Linked DNA regions of Homo sapiens: region 2 is linked to region 1. Evidence: chromatin loops called from intact Hi-C (ENCODE). Cell type or tissue: heart left ventricle. All regions are shown on one strand.

The links. A loop is a pair of places that touch in the nucleus more often than their neighbours do. Peaks named below come from ENCODE experiments on the same cell type or tissue, not always from the same donor. Only the 100,000 strongest peaks of a DNase experiment are listed, where the experiment ranks them.
Region 2: it touches region 1 in a loop (4-fold over the local background); 14 of 110 quality-filtered maps call a loop at or near these places.

Annotation. Positions count from the first base shown.
Region 1 is chr2:161,945,559-161,948,058 of GRCh38, reverse strand. SLC4A10 (solute carrier family 4 member 10) reads right to left here. Exons shown (of 27, transcript NM_001178015.2): 17 at 332-493. Among named protein-coding and RNA genes, the nearest start is that of DPP4, 130 kb to the left of the region's middle. In heart left ventricle, a CTCF peak has its summit at 1,339 (motif pointing right); no DNase peak of the experiment used is centred here; H3K27me3 peaks cover 395 bases.
Region 2 is chr2:161,237,684-161,240,183 of GRCh38, reverse strand. The region is part of intron 3 of PSMD14-DT (PSMD14 divergent transcript); the gene reads left to right. Among named protein-coding and RNA genes, the nearest start is that of LINC01806, 5.8 kb to the left of the region's middle. RefSeq lists silencers at 883-952, 1,043-1,412 and an enhancer at 1,244-1,800. In heart left ventricle, no CTCF peak of the experiment used is centred here; DNase peaks (open chromatin) are centred at 1,003, 1,353, 2,153 and 2,423; H3K4me3 peaks cover 1,679 bases.

The sequences.
Region 1 (2,500 bases):
CCTCTGAGGTATCTGTCAGGCTGGAATAGTTCCCACTGTTCACTGGGCAAAAAAGTGACAATCAGTAATGCAGTGTGTGCTGTGAATTTCCAAAAACGTCAGTAGGAAAGTAGGAGTTGATCCGTGGGGTTTGCAGTTAGGAGAAAAGCCTGCATATGCACTCCCAGCACCTGCATCACAAATTCTTTCTCTTCAGCCCCTCATCTCACTCCACAACTAACCTGGCAGCTCACTCACACAAAAGCCTTTCAGTGGCTCCTTTTATTACATCAATTACTCTTTCTTTTGTCCTATGTTATTTTACATTTAGATCAAGAAATAGTCTAAGTACCTTGGTTGGAAAATATCTGCTAGTCTTGAACTGCTTCAGGGTGGCTGACAGAGTAACTGTGGAAAAGAACAGGATCACAGACCAAAATAGAACATCTGGAACATATGGGTGATCATGGCCACAGGCCCGTCCAACATACTCTCCATGCAATGATTTGCATTCCTGCCAGAGGAAGTAAAACAAATGGAGCTACTAAGAAAAAACCGGACACATTTCTTGCAGAAAACTAACACCTTCTGATCAATTGTAGTTCAGATGCTGAGGCTTTTCCTTTATGGCTCTCACAATGATTTAGCAGGCATTACATTACGAGTTTCAAGTTCAACTTGGATGGGTGGTGAGAAATATGCAAAGGTTTATGAAAAATTTGAACATGAACTGCTTTTTAAATTTAAATGTATAAAACGATTGATTTACCAATTAATTAGTATGTATTAAATCTAATATCTACTAAGTTCCTAACACGAGATATATTGAAAATATGACATATGTAATAGTGATTGGTTACTAAGGTCAGACACTATGCCCAGCTATTTAAATACATCATTTAAATTACTTTTCACACCAATACCATAAAATATGTTCATGCTATTATTAATATTCCATGTCTGAGGAAACTGAAGCATAAAGGGGTTAAATAATTTGTTGTGGCCTCACCACTGGTGGGTGGCCGCAGAGCTGTGATACAAACACGATTTCTGCAGTGAGATTATTATTGCTTATTGACTAAGAACAATGACTTTGTAGAATTATCTAGTCCAAAAGCTGCCAAGAAAGATGAGAAAGGCAACAAGAAAACTATGACATACAATGACTGAAATGAACTTGTAAGTCAAAGATGGGACTATCGAACTTGGACTAAAGAACAAATGAAATAAAATTACTACATGAGCAAGGCAAAGCTCATATTTACTATGACTTCTCCATGGATTATTTTTTCTTCTGCAACTGTAGTTCTGTAAGAGCCTGAAGAACTATTTCTAATTACTGCCTTAGCCATGAGGTGGCAGCAAAGTCAAAAAAATTTTTTTCCTCCAGGAAAAACTGAGCATTTCAAACAAATATTTTGAATGAAAAAAAGTTATTTTAAACTTACTTTGGTTTATCTTATTTAAAAATTAGATTACTAAAGTATTTTTACATTTCAAAACAGGAAATAATGGTTTAAATGATCCAGTGATCTCATTAGTCCTTGAGATATTCTTGCCCTGAACATAAATTGAATTGCAGAGAGATCTTGGAGACAAATATGAACTGATAGATTGATCACAAACACAGAGTCTGCCCAACTTTAGGCCTGAAATCTTTGTAGAGCAAAAAGTAAATACACTCCAAAGATTGTAGAATAAATTACAAATAGCTACACTGTCATCTGAAAACAAACAACTAGTAAAATCTACTTGGAGTTGCTAGCTACCCTAAGCCTGAGAGTCTTGAGAAATATAGTTAATACACCTTATTATTGTCTTAAAGAATCTGTCTCCTTTTCTAATTTAACTGCAAACATCTTCCTTGATAGGCAAAGTTAAATTCCAATTATTCATGTTAAGCTAATACAGAGCACAGCAACTTGGCTAATTGAAAAACCACAGAAAAATCCCCCAGGCCTTAATTAAAGTTTTAATTTTCCTTCTTTCAAAATGCTTTAAAAATAGATAAGGTGGCAAAAATGAATCCTTGTGTTTTTCATCCTCTTCTGCACCTGTCCAGAAATGCTAGCAGAGCAATTATTAAGCAATATAATGGGTAGCAAAATTGCTACATAGAAAAAGGAGCTAAAAGTTCCATGATAAACACATTATCTATAAATTTGTGAGCATCTTTTGTCATTTCTGCAGGTATAAAAGTCATTTGGCGGGATCTTGTTCTCAATTCTTAAGAACATAGATGACATTTAAAGGGTTCCTTAGCTGTCTTACACTCTATAATTTGCCAATGGTCTGCCTAATTACATTAATTCAAAGCATATTTGAAAATGTTATTTATTTTCTCTTTGGGAGGAAACAAAATGCTAATTTTAAAAGAGAAAAATTGTGACCTGCTAAATTCAACAATTATTTTCAGATTTATACTAATTGTATCCCCAATACACACACAGAGGCACTCACACATGCACACATACATACATGCACACATACACACAGAGTAAGTCCTGAAATTTAGAAATGA
Region 2 (2,500 bases), 710 kb after region 1:
GTGTATATATGACTGAGCTTTAGCAAACCTTATTTTAAATTGATTTTTTAAAAAGGAACAATGGTGTGTATAAAGTTATGCAAAGGTAGGGGTCAGCAGAAGAAACAATTACACTGCACAGGTTTTTAGTTACTCTGGAGGTCCATCTATGGCTTACGGGGAAGGAAGTTTTATGATGTTTATAAGGGTAGTTTATGTAAACCCGTAACAGTAAAAATATTTTAATGGTAGGAATAAAAGTGCCTTTTAAGTGCAACAATCAGCTTTTACGGTCAAAAAGTAACAGGAGGTTGTATGAAATCTCAGGTCCCCGCCTGCATCAACAGGTATGAAAGGCTTTTTTCAGCAGACTCGGGTTCCGATGGGCTCTTTGTCGGAGGGGCGGCCAGGGCGCTGCTGTTTTTGACTAGCTTGTCTCGGGCCAGAGTATAGAACAGAGCGGCCAGGCGGGGAGCTGGGCCTCCAGATCAGGTCCTGCCCCCATCTGCCCCACAGTCTTCGCGGCAGGGGGGAGCGCGGCCCGCTTCTTTCCAGGCCCTTCTCTCCCCGCGACGGTCTTTCGAGGGAACTCTCGAGGCCCAGACGGCCCCTTAATCTAGTCTTGGGGTCAGGAGGTCAGGCCTTGGAAGCACAGCTAATGCTAAGGCCCTTTATGTATCTTCGCTGCGATCATTTAAACCGTGGACCGGTAGCTCTGGCAAAAAAGGGGCTCCAGGGGTCTAAGAGCCGCAGCGCGCGAGGCGTGGCGGGGGGCGCTGACCTCGCCGACTCGCCGCAGGCCAGCGGGGCGCGGCCACTGCAGGGCGGGTTGGGGGCGGCTGGAGGCCTCGGGGTGGCGGCCACGCTCGGGCAGGGCAGGAGATCTGCGCTCAGTCCTGGAGCCCTTCTTGGCCTTTGTGGCCCTGTCACTCTTTTCACCCCTGGCTGGCCCTAGCCCTTTCTGAATTCGCCTGGACTCCCAGTCGCGCTCGCTGGCCGACGCGGTCGATTCACCAGACAGCGAGTGGGCGTGAGAACGCAGGCTCTTCGGCCGCTTCCCCAGTACGTGGATCCCGGAGCGCGGGTCCTCGCCCCACCGCCCCGGGGAGTGGGCGCGCGGCGCAGGCCGAGCCCTCGGGCGAGCCCGCGCGGGGCTGCACTCCACCGGGCCGGCGCTGGGGGCCGCGCGGGGGCTCCTGGCCCGCTAGGGACTCGGTGGCGGTGGCTGGGTTCCACTCGCCAGCGGCGGGAAGGACGCGCGGGAAAGCGAGGGAGCAGGAAGCGGGTGGCGGCGGCGGCGCGGGGCCCGCTGGAAAGGAGGGAGCGCCGCAGGCGGGAGGAGGGAGCGCGGAGGAGGGAGGCCGGGAGGAAGGAGGGAGCGCGGCAGGCAGGCGGAGGGAGGGCTGATTAGCATGCAGCAGCGCTCGCGCGCCCGGCTCCATTGTTTTAACACCTCCCCTCTCCTCCGCGCCAATCTGTCACCGTTCAGCAGGCGAACGCTGCTGCCTCAAATGCTGCTCTTCTCAAATGAGACGGATAATTAGTTGCCCCGCACGAATGCCGCACTCTTCTCACCCCTGATTGCTATCACCTTCTTGCTCCTGGCAGTTTTGACACCTCGTAATCAGCCTGCTGCTTTTCTCTTTTCTTCCCGACTTCTGCTTCCCTCCCCCCGCTTTCCTTCCTAGTTTATTTATTTATTTATTATTATTATTTTAAATGCAATCCCGGTGCTTATTTGGGCGAGTCCTCCGCCGAGTTAACCTTTCGCGTATACATGTGTGCATTTATCTGTATATGGGAAATTGGGTGTCTGTGCGTGAGCGGGGGGCGGGCTGGCAGTTTTGCGGGAAACACTGCTTCCACGCCGAGAGAACTCGCTTCTCCTAAAGATATTTTTGGGAAGGGAGGAGTTGCAGAGAGGGACGGGAGGGGAGAGTTGGGGAGACCTCAATTAATGCTTTAAAGATCTCTTAGAAATTAACAAACTGGGGAGTCTTGGAATCTGCTGTCAGAAGCGTGTTTTCCCCTCTCTCCTCTAACAAGCACTGACAGTCTAATTACTGTAGCTACAAGCAGCTGTCGAGGCAGCAGCCCGGGAGAGGAGGCGCCACAGGCTGGGCGCGCCCGGCCGGCCCCTGCGCCCAGCCGAACCGCCGAAGCACGGCCCGACTCGGGGAAGGACTCAGGGAGGATGGAGAGGGGCAAGGCCCCGCGCCCGAGAACCCCGGCGGGCCTGCGAGCCAGCGGACACGCTTATTGTTTCCTTAAGTCTTTACCTTGAAGGTTAAAAGATGTGACGAAAGGAGGGGACGTGGGGGGAGTGGGAAGAAAATCTTCTAAGCTTCTATCCACCCCTTTTCTACCTCCTCGAGCTCTCCCTCCCCCCGTGTTGGTAAAATAACCACGCAACCCGGGGCTGAGGGGGCGGGGTGAGCCAGGCTGGAGTGTAAGAAAGCAGATGTCCCCGCTGGCAGCAGCCTCAGCCTCCGGGGAAAGCTGCACCGGGGGGGCCCTCCCG